Linked DNA regions of Homo sapiens: regions 2 and 3 are each linked to region 1. Evidence: chromatin contacts called from ENCODE Hi-C or POLR2A ChIA-PET data. All regions are on one chromosome and are shown on one strand. The core of a region is the stretch at or near the end of the contact, and the rest is flanking DNA. Distances in the headings are between cores, read along the strand shown.

Evidence for each region. Hi-C counts contacts between places; a loop is a spot of excess contacts on that map. ChIA-PET counts read pairs that join two places held with the same protein, here RNA polymerase II (POLR2A). Pooled maps may share reads with other maps.
Region 2: a loop to region 1 is called in a pooled map, with 3 times the contacts of the local background. The contact joins the promoter of AK7 here to the promoter of TCL1A in region 1. A Hi-C loop is called at or near these places in 3 of 37 single-sample maps with no recorded cell type and 3 of 50 pooled maps.
Region 3: a loop to region 1 is called in a pooled map, with 2.9 times the contacts of the local background. The contact joins the promoter of DICER1 here to the promoter of TCL1A in region 1. A Hi-C loop is called at or near these places in 7 of 37 single-sample maps with no recorded cell type and 5 of 50 pooled maps. POLR2A ChIA-PET finds 5 or more read pairs at or near these places in 1 of 52 experiments (AG04449).

The regions. Positions count from the first base shown.
Region 1 is chr14:95,712,354-95,717,232 of GRCh38, forward strand. It overlaps TCL1A (TCL1 family AKT coactivator A), which reads right to left and starts at 1,772. Exons shown (of 4, transcript NM_021966.3): 1 at 1,594-1,772; 2 at 1-43. The coding sequence starts at 1,713. LOC107984703 (a long non-coding RNA gene) reads left to right here and starts at 3,130. Exons shown (of 3, transcript NR_148060.1): 1 at 3,130-3,354. RefSeq lists enhancers at 1-132, 173-392, 1,507-1,556 and a silencer at 1,787-2,026.
Region 2 is chr14:96,389,590-96,394,468 of GRCh38, forward strand. It overlaps AK7 (adenylate kinase 7), which reads left to right and starts at 2,539. Exons shown (of 18, transcript NM_152327.5): 1 at 2,539-2,670. The coding sequence starts at 2,566. RefSeq lists a silencer at 2,099-2,608.
Region 3 is chr14:95,155,145-95,160,023 of GRCh38, forward strand. DICER1 (dicer 1, ribonuclease III) reads right to left here and starts at 2,385. Exons shown (of 27, transcript NM_177438.3): 1 at 2,086-2,385. DICER1-AS1 (DICER1 antisense RNA 1) reads left to right here and starts at 2,544. Exons shown (of 4, transcript NR_015415.1): 1 at 2,544-2,714; 2 at 3,049-3,090; 3 at 3,732-3,891. RefSeq lists silencers at 1,676-2,035, 2,096-2,555 and enhancers at 2,646-2,745, 2,786-2,855.

The sequences.
Region 1 (4,879 bases), core at 522-3,021:
CTTCCCGACGCAAGAGCACCCGTAACTGTAACCTATCCTTTATCTGAGGAGAAGAAAAGGACAGGGCATACTTTCAGGTTCCGCTTGCCAGGGCTTCTCCAGGCGCAGAAAACCGGAATCCCTCCTGCCAGCCATCCACCCATCTGGGCAGGGGTCCGAGTGTGAAATGATGGTCATCACTGTTCCCTGAAGCTCACTTCCTTAGGCCATGCATGCTCCTCTCAGGGACTCTGGCTGGGCCAGGACCACCAGCACACACACGTGTCTAGCCACCCAGACAGGGCCATGAAAGGCACACTTTTTTCTGGCGGGTTGCAGCGGCTCACACTTGTAATTCCAGTGCTTTGGAAGGCAGAGGCAGGAGGATCGCTTGAGGCCAGGAGTTTAAGACCAGCCTGGGTCACAGAGCGAGACCCTGTATCTACAGGAAAAAAAAAAAACAACAAAGAAAGAAAGAGAGAAAAAGAATACTGGCCTTTTCAATGATGTGAGGCAAAATCTGTCCCACAGTTTGCTAGTGGGTTATTTTTTGTGGAGCATGTATCATGATTTTATGAAAAACTGTCTGGTTCGTGGTTTTGGTGTCACGTTGAAGAAGAGATTTCTCAGAGATTTAAAAAAAGAAATCCACTGAATCTTCAAATTATTTCTTCAAATTTTGATTTTAAAAAAGTAAGTATTTAACTTGATTTTTAAAGTAAAAACATATTTAAAAAATTGAAATGCCAATAAAAATGCAGATTTTGTGGTGGTTAAGAGCCTAGAATTCCAACCCCATTACCTACTAGCAATCTTACCTCGGACAAATGTACATTTTTGTGCCTCAGTTTCCCATCTGTAGAGACACAGTCAACACTCAATAATTTTTGATTGCTACTGGACATACGTGTTCTAATATATTTTTTAATTTTTATGCTTTCTTCAGTGTATGTTTGGAGAGAGTTTGAACATTTTTTGACTCTTTTTCATTGAGTAAATCCAAATACTTGTAAAAGACTTATCTATTTCTTTAACAAAAACTTAACATGGATTAAGGACCCATCTTAAGGCATCACACATTAAAAAAGTCAATATTGATTCAATACCGGCGCTTATACTACGACATCACTTGTTAAATTTGTTTTCTAAATAAAGCCCAGAGGTAGTGGAAAATACTTCACACTCTAGGCCAGTGTTTGCTATGCCTGGTTGACCCTAAACTGTTGAGGGTTCTTTTTAAAAATACAGATTTCTGGGACCCACCTGAGATGATTCCGATAATCGGCCATATGGATGAGTCACTTAGAGATACCCATTTTTAAGGATTAGGACCCCGAAGCCCAGAAAATGCCTGCTGTAGTCAACATTATAGTCACACTCCACAGGCACTGGGTCCACCCCTTTGACCGACATTCCTTTGCGGTTTTCCCACCCTTCTTCCCTGCCTGGAGAACTCCTATTCATCCTCCAGAGCCCGGCTCAAAGTGGCTTCATCTGTGGGGATCCTCCCTGCCCCATAGTGAGTGCTCCTTGAGTCCTCGCCCTTCCTAGGGCATCCCAAGCTCCCAGGGGCTGCCCCTGCTGCCTCGCCATCCGCTCCAAAGCTGGCTGTACCTCGATGGTTAAGGGCAGCCAGGCGTGCTGCTTCTCGTCCAAATACACGAACTTCTCCCAGGCCCACAGGCGGTCCGGGTGGTCGGTGACTGCCTCCCCGAGTGTCGGGCACTCGGCCATGGCGTCCTCGGGCCGCCTAAGAAGCAAGAGCCAGAGCCTCTCAAGGCCGCTCGCTGGTCCCTGGGATGTGGGGCCGACCCTTTATATCCGGGCAGCATGCGGCCGCCACCAAGCGGCGGGGCGGGAGGACGGCCTTGGGGCGGGACCCCGGGTCGGGAGAACGACCTTGGGGCGGGGCGTAAGGCAGGATGGGGCGGGGTTTGTGGGGGTCTTGGTGGCAAGTGAGGGTCCCGCGCAGGCGCTACGTCCCGGCCTGACTTGCTCCCTGGAACGGTGGCAGCTCCTGGGAACGCAGACCCGGCCCCAGCTGGCCCGCGCCTTCCTCGAGGCCCCGGCCAGCAGCGACACCGACCGCCGCCCTCTGCTGCTGCTGGAGAGGCACCGGGGTGACCTTGGCCCTTTCTTCTTCTGGAAGACCCCCCCGCTTCCCTCGGCTGCCGGACCGGGACTCTGGGCCTCTGCTGGGAACTCACAGTCGACACCAGGATGCCCAGAGCCAGGACCCACTCCTCATCTTATGGGATCAGAAGAGACCCGCGCGGGCCTGAGTTAGGCCTGGGCTTTCCCGGGTTCCCTGGATCTCCACCAGCCTGTGCCTTTGAGTGTCAGAGTACGTTTTTTGGCAAAGGACAACTCCTGACGCTCCCTCTCCCTCTTCCATACACAAAGCATGCGTTTTCCACAGGTCTGATGTGCTGTGGACATCTAATAGCTATTACAAAATGGAGAATCATGGGTTTTTGCCCTTGGGCTTTGAGTTTACTAGTGAAAGCATAGTTCGAAATGAATACTTAAAAAGAAATCCCTCCTTCCACCCTAAGATCAATGGATTTGAAAAGTGCCTGGTTTATATGATCAAAACCACCCCTCTGTAAATTACAAGCAATAAGGAAAACAATTTCACTTTATTTTGCAGTAACGCATTCCCACTAAGGCAATTAAGAAAGTCATGCACAATGAAAAACATGTGAAACCAGCTCCAGCCTGGTTCAAACATCACCATGGGATGGAGTTTGGTGTCTCATCTTCCAGCTCTTTCCCAGTTCTCTGACCAGGCACTAAGAACATAATTTGTGATCCTTTGAAATATCACCAAAGTGGAAATTAAGAGATCTGATGAGGACATCTGATTCACCTGGCAGCTGGGTATCTGCCTCTTTGCCTATCCAGAGAGCCTAATTCCCAAGAAGGGGCTGAGAGGGCCTAAGGTAGTCGAGACATAATGGGATTTACCAGGAACACAACATAGAAGAGAAAAGCCAAGGGAAGTTGGGGGTGGAGTGAGGGCCCTTGAGCTCAGCAAACCTCTTTTCCACTGTAGCCCTTAGTGGTGTTAATATTTAATATGCAAACTTAAAGGTTTCATGCTGATTTTCCTGTGAATGGCTCTTGACTCCAGACCTAGATAGCCACAGAGCAAGATGACAAGCTCGCTAATAAGCTCTGTTGGGGAGGTCTCAGCCCAGGCCAGAGCTGTGAAGTGAGAAATAAGTCCAGTTTAAATAGTGCTGCTGGGATGGACTTTTGTGGCCAGGGAAGGGGTACCCAGGAGCCAGTGTGGCCACTGACCCAGCCTCATCAATGGCCCTAGGATCCAGAATGCCACAAACAATGGAGCAAGAATCAGATCTGTGTGTCTGGGTAAGCAGAATGTTCTGAGAATATAATTCCTTTTTCCTTCTTTTGTAAGAACAATTTATTTCTTCAGTTTTGCATGAGGGCTTCTTAATATTGAGCAAGAATATACATCATTATTGCGTGAGATTTAGAAAATTATTTGAGAGAGGGTTCCAATAAATGAAAATGAATTAAGGATGTCTGTGGAGTTCATTGGGCAACTTATAGAGCCCTTGAGCTTTTTTAAGTGAACATTCCACAAGAGGGGAAACAGTAGCTATTGCATAGTCTCAGAGCTGTCTCTGAGCCTCCGTGGCATGTTATCTGCCCCATCTAAGGGTTATAAAGGCCATAAGCCTAGCTTTAGAATTTTATGTTCCTTTCCAAGTCTTTGTTAGTCTGATTTCCCTGAGGATAAGCAAATGGATGTTTCACACAGAAAGCTACAGGAAGCAATCATTTTGACAGAATCCTTAATGGATGCGTTCATGTCCTGATTTAGATCTAGTTTTGCCTTTACCACGATCACCTGTGAACTTGACAAATCCTTTGCAACTTGGCCTCAGTGCCATAGTTTTGTAATGAATGGGGCAAAATACCTGCTCTCTAAGCTTGTTTCTAACTCAGTAGGCCCCAATCCTCCTATAACATTGCCTAGTGGGAGGAGGGAATAGTTAAGAAAAGAGATGGACAAAATATATGATGTTAGTTCAGGAATGCCTACAGTTTTTGGTACAGTGGCTGTAGATCAAGGACCCCAGTGGAATTCATGGGAGCCATTCTTCTTGTTTGGGTTCCAAAGAAGGGGTTGAGGAGTAGTCAAGGCCATCAGGATGACCTTGACTCAAAGTGTTGTCCCTGGACCAGCTACAGTAGCATCACCTGGAGCTCGTAAGAATGACAGAATCTGGAGCCTCCCCCAAGACTACTGAGTCAGAATCTGTATTGGAACAAGACCCCCAGGTGATTCACGGGCATGGTAAATGTTGGGCTATATGGAGGGAGGGTCAAGAGGGAGAGATAGGGGGTGTCTGATTCAACACACCAGTGCCCTCCAGATTTCTCCAACTATGACACAGGACTTATATCGGTGTTTGTGTATCATTTACTTCCAGGCTATCTTATTTTCTGCCAAAATCACCTCTAATATATAGAGTGTTTTCCTCTTAAAAGAAAATCCTAGTAACCAAGGTCATCCTCACCAACCCTGGGGTCCTTGATTGTCAATGATTATAGCAAGCTGGAAAGAGCCTATTTAGAGGCTACTTAGGTGTTTAGGCCTTTGGGCCCTATGATGACTGAGCCTAAACCACTAAGAATCACCTGGGAAGCTTTAATGAAACACCTGCGCCTGGATCCCACTCCAAACCAATTACATCAGAATCTCCGAGATTGAGGCTTGAGAAAAGTAGGTGATGCTAACACGTAGGCAGGGTTAAGTACAATTTCTCTAAGATCTGAGTGACTGTTTTTGACGTGTGCACAGATTTATAAATCTAAATAACTACGAAAATGTCAAAGCTATTCTTTCTACCATCAATTCTCATTG
Region 2 (4,879 bases), core at 1,289-3,788, 680 kb after region 1:
TAAAAATTTGAAAATGAATCGTGAATTTTAGAATAGTTGAACTAGTAAGTCATTTGAAAGAATGCTGAAGTATATTTTCTAAGTTTTGCACTAATTTTGCATGAATACTTTTACATTTAAACTGACATTACTTTCTTGTTGATTAAAGAAAAGCAAAAAATTGCCGGGCCTGGGGGCTCACACCTGTAATCTCAACACTTTGGGAGGCCGAGGCGGGTGGATCACAAGGTCAGGAGTTCAAAACCAGCCTGGCCAAAATGGTGAAACCCCCATTCTCTACTCAAAATAGAAAAACTAGCCGGGTGTGGTGGCACGCGCCTGTAATCCCAGCTACTGGGGAGGCTGAGGCAGGAGAATGGCTTGAACCCAGGAGGCAGAGGTTGCAGTGAGCCGAGGTCGCGCCACTGCACTCCAGCCTAAAGGATAGAGCAAGACTCCATCTCAAAAAAATAATAAATTTGGTATGAGCAAACTGTTCCCAAATTGAGTTGGCAAAACTTCAAAGCGTTAGTTTATCAAAACAAGTTTTAATGAGAGTTGCATGTATAGAAAAGAAAATGGGGTGGGGACAGAAAAACGAAATATAAAGGCTCCCATCTGTACAAGTGTGCCTTAGCCTTGCAGGAAAAAAAAGCAATAATTTCACCTTTGGCGACCACTTCAGAAAATGCTTCACATATGTCTTATTTAATCCTAACAGCCTTGTTAGGCTGGTGGTATCACTCCTATTTTACAGACAATTTAACAGCATAGGGAAAGTTAAAAGATTGGTCCCAGCCTCCCACAAATCACTGGAGAGCTGAAACTCAAAGCCAAGTCTCATGAGTGCCTGAAAGCCCAGAGCCTCCAAGCTGTCTGAAGATGTTGGGCCACCTCCGTTTTTTGAAACAACCAGTATTTTTTAAAAAGAAGAAGGCCAGGTGGGGTGCCTCACACCTGTAAATCACAGCACTTTGAGAGGCCGAGGCGGGTGGATCACTTGAGGCCAGAAGTTCAAGACCAGCGTGACCAACATGCTGAAAACCTGTCTCTACTAAAAATACAAAAATTAGCCGGGAACGGTGGTAGGCGCCTGTAGTCCCAGCTACTTCGAAGGCTGAGGCAGGAGAATCGCTTGAACCCGGGAGGCGAGGTTGCAGTGAGCTGAGATTATGCCATTGCACTCCAGTCTGGGTGACAGAGCGAGACTCCATCTCAAAAAAATAAATTAAAAATAAAAAGAACAAGAACGCTGGCGTGGTGGCTCATGCCTGTAATACCAGCACTTTGGGAGGACGAGGCAGGAGAGTTTCTTGAGCTCCGGAGTTAGAGACTAGCCTGGGCAACAAACATAGTGAGACCCTGTCTCTATTAAAAATAATAAAAAGAACGAGAAGAAACCACGCACACACAATTGCTGCAAGTGTTAAATATTTGCATTTAAGGAGTTAATGCTTAAGGCATGAAAACAGTTCAATATGATCAGGCTATTCCAAGGGAACTGCGTATTCTTAGTCCACCACAACCTTTATGGTCCAGTGATCACCGAGGTGAATGTTATCTTTTAATTTGTGGATTTATCTCAGCAACTGCATGTATAATCTCTTGTGGAACGGTCAAGTCTAAATTTCTTCCCTTGGTGAATGTGAGCGAATCCCGGGCGCCTACGGGCTCTGGTCGCCCCCAGCCGACACCAGGGGTCTTCCCGGAACGTGCGTCTGGAAACAACCCCCAAGGGAGCTGAGCCGGCGGACCAAGCCGCACCTGCCGCAAGGCGGGACCACGCTAGCGTCGCTCGGGTGTTCGGGAGCCCGAAACTCCATGGCAACAGCTTTTCTTCGCAGCTGAGGCTTACGTCCCGTCGCCCCGGCCAGACCACCCCATGGGAGCGTGCTGAGTAACTCCCACGTGTCGGGGAGAGGCCTAGGCTGTGGGCCATTCCCTCTTCTTCAGAATTCTCATTATTTTTAGTCATCGGGTCAAGCGGACACAGGGATGTGTTTCCAGACTTTCCGAACAATGGAGATTAAAAAGGCACAGCAATCACATGGCCCCCCGGGACAGACGCCCAGGGAGCTTCGGAAAGAAACCATGCACTGCCCAAGGGCTCCCAGTGGGCAGCAAGCCAGGGTGAGACCCGGGCTGCACGCGCGGCGCCGCGGAAAGCACTCGCAGGGACATCCGCCTGGCGCCCAGCAGCCGACAGCGCGCGCAGTTGCGAGCCCTGAGCCCCGCTTCGCCCGGCGCGCCCCGCCCAGCCCACTGCACTACACACCCCGCCCTGCCCGGCATGCCCCGCCCAACCCCCCGGCACGACTCGCCCCGCCCTACCCGGCACGCCCCGCCCAGCGACCGGCACAGCCTGCCCCGTCCCGCCTGGCACGCCCTGATTAGCGCCGGGCACGACACGCACCGCCCCGCCCGGCACTCCCTGCTTCGCCCACGACACGCCCCTCCCCGCCCGGCAAACTGCCCGGAGCCAAGGCCCCGCCCCCAGAGAGAACCTGCCCCGCCTCCCTGGCCCGGGCCCCGCCTCCTTGGCAAGCGAGTGGCGCTTTCACCTTAGCAACCAGCGCGGCTCCCACCATGGCTGAAGAAGAGGAAACTGCTGCTCTCACGGAGAAGGTTATCCGGACCCAGAGGGTGTTTATAAACCTGTTGGATTCCTACAGCAGCGGAAACATCGGGAAGGTGAGCGGCGGCGGCGGCCCAGAGCCTCACGCCAGCTCTCAGCTCCCAGCCCTCGGCCCCCGGTCCGCAAACCCAGCGAGGGTCTGCGCCCCAGGGCGCTGTCGGGGCCTTTCCTCAGGGAGGGTCCCGCGTCCTGGGCACCACCAATGCCCCCTGGACCCCAGTCCGCACCCAGGCTGGTCAAGAGATTCTACATGGAAGCTCAGGTGTCTGGAAATCACTGGTCCATCCCCTGTTCCTCCTTTTAATGAGGGGAAACTGAGGCTAAGAGGCAGGGACTTGCCCAAGATCACATAGAGAGTTGAGGCCAGAACCTGGACAGAGACTCCAGGTCTCTTGCCCCCTCCTAGGTTCTCTTTCTACCCTTCCATCGATTTTGAAGCAGGCAGCTAAACGAGAAAATAAATCAATTTTTTTTTTTTGAGACGGAGCCTTGCTCTGTCGCCCAGGCTGGAGTGCAGTGGCGCGATCTCGGCTCACTGCAAGCTCCGCCTCCCGGGTTCACGCCATTCTCCTGCCTCAGCCTCCGAGTAGCTGGGACTACAGGCGCCCGACACCGCGCCCGGCTAATTTTTTGTATTTTTAGCAGAGACGGGGTTTCACTGTGTTAGCCAGGATGGTCTCGATCGATCTCCTGACCTCGTGACCCACCCGTCTCGGCCTCCCAAATTACAGGCCGAGTAAATCCAAAAGGGATTACAGGCGTGAGTAAATCAAATTTTTATATTGCCCATGAAGCGTTTTTCATTCATCCATCCCTTCAATATATGGTTTTTGAGCATCTATTATGGACCAGACACTGTTTGGGTCCCCGAGTTCCATTAAGTTTCCTCACCTTTCTGTGTCTTTATCCCTGGAAAATGAAGATATTCAGAAAAAGGGCTCTGGGGCCCTTCATGCTAATATGATCAGTTGTCAAAAGAAAGCCATGATTTTATCATTCCCTGTGGGTAGGACCCGTCCATCTGAATTCTGTCCTCTAGAGCTACAGAGAAATCTAATCTCACCCTGGACAGACTTCTCTGAGGCTAATGACTGCACTTTCGAACAGGACAAATCTGCTTAAAATAGGATGAGGCTACAGTACGTACAATCTGTATTAGTTTTCTAGGGCTGTGGTAACCAATTGCCACAAACTGGATGACCTTATAAAACAGAAATTATTCTCTCGCAGTTCTTGAGGGCAGAAGTCCAAGATCAAGGTGTCAGCAGGGTTGGTTTCTACTGGAAGCTCCAGGGGAAGAACTGTTGCTTGCCCCTCTCCTAGCTTCTGGTAGTTGCCAATAATTCTTGGCACCCCTTGGCAGTAGACTCCAATCTCTGCCACCTTCTTCACATGGTGTTCTCTCCCCTGTGTCTCTGTGTCAAAACTTCCCTCTTCTCATAAGGACACCAGTTGTTGGATGAGGACTCACCCTATCCAATATGGCTTCATTTTAACTTGATTACATCTGCAAAGACCCTATTTCCAAATAAGGCCACATTCACAGGTTCTAAGAGGACAGGAATTTGGTGGGGGTAGACGCTATTTAACCCAGTGTACCATCTAAAATGCATCCATCAAAAAACAGAGATTTAGGGTGGGCGTGGTGTAATACTAGCACTTTGGGAGGCCGAGGTGGGTGGATCACCTGAGGTCAGGAGTTCGAGACCAGCCTGGCCAACATAGTGAAACCCTGTCTCTACTAAAAGTACAAAAATTAACCGGGCGTGGTGGCAGGCGCCTATAATCTCAGCTGCTCTGGAGGCTGAGGCAGGAAAATCACTTGAACCCAGGGGGCGGAGGTTGCAGTGAGCCGAGATTGCACCACTTCGCTCCAGCCTGGGCAACAGAGTGAAACTCCATCTCAAAAAAAAAAAAAATGGTGACATTTAATCTAACATACACAGGATGAGGCTCAAGCCAGAGAAAATAGTTCTCAGAGGGCACAGCAAAAGCACAGGTTCCAAAGTAGGAATAGGGTTGGCGGTTTTTGTATGCACAGTGCTAGGGGGCAGTGCACCAGGGCTTCCTGGGCCCACTTCATTAGGTGCAGCAAGTACCATGCCCAGGGCCCATGAGACTTTTAGGGGCCCACAAAAAGTGTGCTAATTTCTTTTAAAATCAGAAGGAAACAAATGAAATCTTAGAGTCAATGAATGTGTTTTTCTTTATAGCATGCAATTGAGAAATATAATGTTTAAATTTTTTTTTTAATGGAGGAAGGGG
Region 3 (4,879 bases), core at 1,135-3,634, 560 kb before region 1:
GGACAATATCGAGTTGATCGCAGGGTCACAGTGAGGATTAGAAGAGAATGTACGTAGAACCTGAAACATCTTGGCGCATAACAAGGAGGCACTCAATAACACGTTTCCCTTATCTCCTTTGCCATGAGCAAGTGGAAACGTGACCATGACATGGTAGGGTCGCAAGTGAGAGACTGTCTACGAAATATCTACTTTCTCAAATGAAACAAGCACCTCACATGTCAGATAGTGGTAGAGAATAAAACATCCCAACGCCATAAAAGTCACCCTCTCTAGAAGATAGCACTACAAGTACTGTACAACCCACTATATGACAAAATCACTGTCAAATAAGAATCATGAGCCACATCAAAAGACAATGTCTTCTAAAACCAAGACAATAAAGCTCAATAATAGCAAAACAACCTAGCTACCCAACTCACACATTGAGCCACGGGCAAAATACAGCAGAGCAGTCAGGGCTTACCCTTCAAACATGAGATGGAAGCATAAAAAGTAAAGCAGGCCCTTACTAAAAAGGATTGTAGGAAAATGTCTTTTCTCCCCAAATTAAAATGGACTAACTGTTCTCTTCTTAAAACAGCATTTTGGTGCCGTGAGTAAATCTATAAACCTATGTTACCATGATCAATGTTTATAGTGACCATGTTAAAAGCAATCTTTAGTTTTTTGTTTTTTTATCTATTGAGTTTTATGGAATATGCCCTAAAATGAAGTTTTGAAATAATTGTGTATGTATGTGCATGTACACAGCACATATTACATATAATACACACGTGCCACAGGTAGCTTTAAAGTAGACTTTGCAAAATAAACTGGCTATTCCAGAACCTAATTTCCAAAGATATCAATAATATTGAAAATTACTATTCTCTAGGACCTGGCTTATCCCGAACCCATCTTTTAATAAACTGAGTTTTTTGGTGAGGATGTATATTTTTATTTAGAAAACTTAACGTTTACACCAATACATATTCAATATAGCTAACCTGTTTTAACAGCACATTTTTAACAATATTTTCCGAGTTGCTTAAATCCTAACCTGAGTCCTTTTCCACTGTTTGAAAACAAGCACCACGAAGACACCTGACAATCAGGATTGTAAAGATTCAGAATATTCGAAGACAGAAGCATAGGCGTCCAAGTGATCCTCTTTCATCAGATGAATGTTTTTAAAACCTGAAAGTCCTAAGAACACTTACTTATCGTGTAGACCAGTAACGTGTCCCTTTAACCACAACTCTCTCCACAAAAGCACGGAGTTAACACTACACAAATAGGACCCTCCAACTCATCTCCACGTTTCCGCGGATCTTCAGGTTCCTAAGGACACACTCAGTGGTTTGCTGGCTCTGACCTCCAGGCAGAGCCATCAGGGCAACTCAGCTTTTCTGGACAATCTACAGAAATCTGATGTGCTAACTTAAAACATACACTGATTTCCCCAAAATCAAAAACCCTGAAGAAAGGGTCCTCCGCAGGGTCTAGGCATTTTGGCACAAAAACATCTGAGGGGAGAGGCAAAAGAATGGCCTCGGCCCCTGCCCGCCCCCCAGGGCCCCAATCTGGTCCCCTGACAGTAATCACACAGGACCCTCCCGGGAGGGACCGAGAGCCCAGCTTCGTCCCCTCCGGGCGCGGCACAGCGGCCCCATCAGAGGAGGGCCCCAGGGTGCTCCGGCAGGTCAGGCGCGCGTCTCCACCTCCGCTGCTCCCGCGCCACCTTAGCGCGCGTGACGGGACCTGTCAAGAGCCCCAGGCCTCGCCAGGCCGGGGAGTGGACAGGCGCCGGCATCCCCCACCACGCCACGGCGGCCCGGAAAGTCTCCCAGGGCTGCCTCGCGGGGAGGCGCCGGGGTCCGGGCCCAGGAGCAGAGCCGAGGCGGGCAGACGCCGGGTCCACAGGCCGCGCTGTGCGGGACGACGAGGCAGGCGAGGCCGCGCCCTTCGTCAGCGCCCGCCAGGCCCGGACGCGCGGCTCGGGGCCATGGCCGGCACGCGGGCCTCCGCGCGGAGGCGGGAGCGCGGCCAGGCGACCCGCTCCCCGCCCCGGACACAAAGCTGCTCCGCGGGAGCCCGCCTCACCTGCAGCACGGGGCGCCGCGGGCCTTCGAGAACCATCGGACCCCGCTCCGGCGCGCGCGTCACAGCCCAGGCCTCCCGGAGCCGCCCGGCGCCGCCGCCCCCGCCGCCATTTCCTCGCGCTCGCCGTCGCCTCGTCCCCGCTGTCAGGTTACTCCATTCACCTGGGCCTGCAGCAGCCTGCGCCGCGCCTCCGCCTCGACCCCTCCCGCCGGCGCCTGCGGAGACTGCGCAGCGCCCGGCTGGCCGGCAGCCAGCGCACGGCCCGCGGCAACGGCGCACAGCCGCTTGGAGAATCCCACTGGCTCCCGCACCGCCCCTCCGCGCCCCCACGCTCCGCTCGCCCCGTGGCGGCATGAGAGCGAGCCTGTGATTGGACAGGGCCTGGCGGTGAAAGGTTAATCCCGGCCCCCCAGCCACTCAGGAGCAGGGAGACAGCGGGCGCGCGCGCGGAGGCCGGAGAGGCGTTTGCGGCCCAGCGCCTGGACTGGACCTTGGCGTTGGGCCGCAGTTGCCCGGAGTTTTTGGGGCCCCCGGGAACCCGCGCGCCGAGGCCGGCTAAGTTTGGCAGACTCTCTGAGCTCTCGGAATTCGACTGCCTCCATTGTTGCTCCTTCTGGCACCCACAGACCGTAACGTGGCCGTAATTGTTTCCCGGAGAGCTTAGCTTCCCTCTGAGCACCTCCCTCCCCTTTTTAAAGTACCTTCCCACTCGCCTGCGTTTCCTCGCGTTAGTGGTGCAGGGGCCTCCGCATTTGGGGAAATAACAAACACCCACTTCCGCCCCCCACCCCAACCGGGATCCCCAGATAATGAGAAATAGATGGTGGCCCTCTGTTTGTAAGCTGTTCATTTGCATAGGTCGGAACCGCGCACCACAGCTTGAAGCTAGGAATTAAAATATCGGTGGGAATTAAATAAGTGGCTGGCTTAAAGAACATCTTCTTAATTTATCCCCAAATGTAGACATCTCTTCAGTGGACCCCCTGATAGGCCGGTTTGCTCCAGGTGAGGTGTGCTCACAGCAACTGCAACCGTGTTTCTTTCAGACCATGGGCGTGAGCAGAACCTACTATGCGCCCCTGCTGCCTGGGCTGTGCTGTTCAGTTTGGGGCCACCAGCCCCACATGGCTCCTGAGCACTTAAAGTATGGCTAGTCGGAATCGAGATATATGCATTCTTTACCAAATAATGTTCAAAAAATTGTTACATGTTGAAGTGATAAACTTTTTCCATATATTGGGATAAAAGTTTTATTTGTTTATTTTTTAGTGTGGGTTCTACAGAATTTTAAATGTCACCTGTGGCCTGCATTATATTGCCATTGGGCAGGCTGATCTAGGGCTTGCATGCCTGTGATCCTTAGGTGCACCCTGTGAGGTAGGTGCTTTAACTGTGTGCACCCTGTGAGGTAGGTGCTTTAACTGTGTGCACATTGTGAGGTAGGTGCTGAAACTGCTTCCTGTTTTTTTTTTTTTTTTCTTTTGAGACGGAGTCTCACTCTGTCTCCAGGCTGGAGTGCAGTGGTGCGACCTGGGCTTACTGCAATCTCCGCCTCCCAGGTTCAAGTGATTCTCCTGCCTCAGCCTCCCGAGTAGCTGGGATTACAGGGGCACGCCACCACACCCAGCTAATTTTTGTATTTTTAGAAGAGACGGGGTTTCACCATGTTGGCCATGATGGTCTCGATTTCTGACCTTGTCATCCGTCCGCCTTGGCCTCCCAAAGTGCTGGGATTACGGGCGTGAGCCACCGTACCCAGCCTGCTTCCTGTTTTAACAGACGAAGAAATGGAATAACTTCCAACAAGTAAGTAGCCAGTAAGTGAACAACTGAGATTTGAACCCACGTAGTCTGGCTTTGAGGCTGGTGTGCTCAGTCATTACTGTGCTAAAATTTTGATAATATATTTACTATGAATTGGCTTAAGGTTTCACTTGAAAGTAGCATATTTATGGGCAAAATTAGGAAGTAGGATGCTCCTGGCAGACCCATGTATTTAAAAAAGTAGTTTCTTATATGTCAAGCACGGTGAGCATGTCATACCTTTAAGACCCCAGTCATACATATAAGGTTTTCTTTGTAGCTAGGAATTAAAATATCGGTGGGCGTTAAATAAGTGTCTGGCTTAAAGAACATCGTCTTAACTTATCCCCAAATGTAGATATCTCTTCGGTGGACTCCCTGATAAGCCTTTATGAGAAGGACAGCATCTCAGTATGGGGGTAGGCACTGGACTCTATTGGCAGTGGAAATTTGTGGGCTGGTACAACTTCAGCCCCTCTGGTTGCCCTCTTGCAATCTGTCAAGACTAGCCAGGCTGCTTGTTCCATCAGCAGGTATACCTGATTTTTTTATTTTTTTAATTTTATGTATTTGTTTTTTTCTTTTTTGAGGCAGAGTTTCACTCTTGTCGCCCAGGCTGGAGTGCAATGGCGCAATCTCGTCTCACTGCAACCTCTGCCTCCTAGGTTCAAGCGATTCTTCTGCCTCAGCCTCCCAAGTAGCTGGGTTACAGGCATGTGCCACCACGCCCGGCTAATTTTTGTATTTTCAGTAGAGACGGGGTTTCACCATGTTGGCCAGGCTGGTCTCGAACTCCTGACCTGCCTCGGCTTCCCAAAGTGGTGGGATTACAGGCATGAGCCACTGCGCCTGGCCGGTTTGTCTGATTTTTATCAATTTCAGTTTTTATTTTTAAAATAAATAGTATATCCATATTATTCATTTATCAGAAAGCCTATAAAAGATACACAGTGGAAAAAGATGTCCCTCACACCTGTCCTAGTGTCACAAA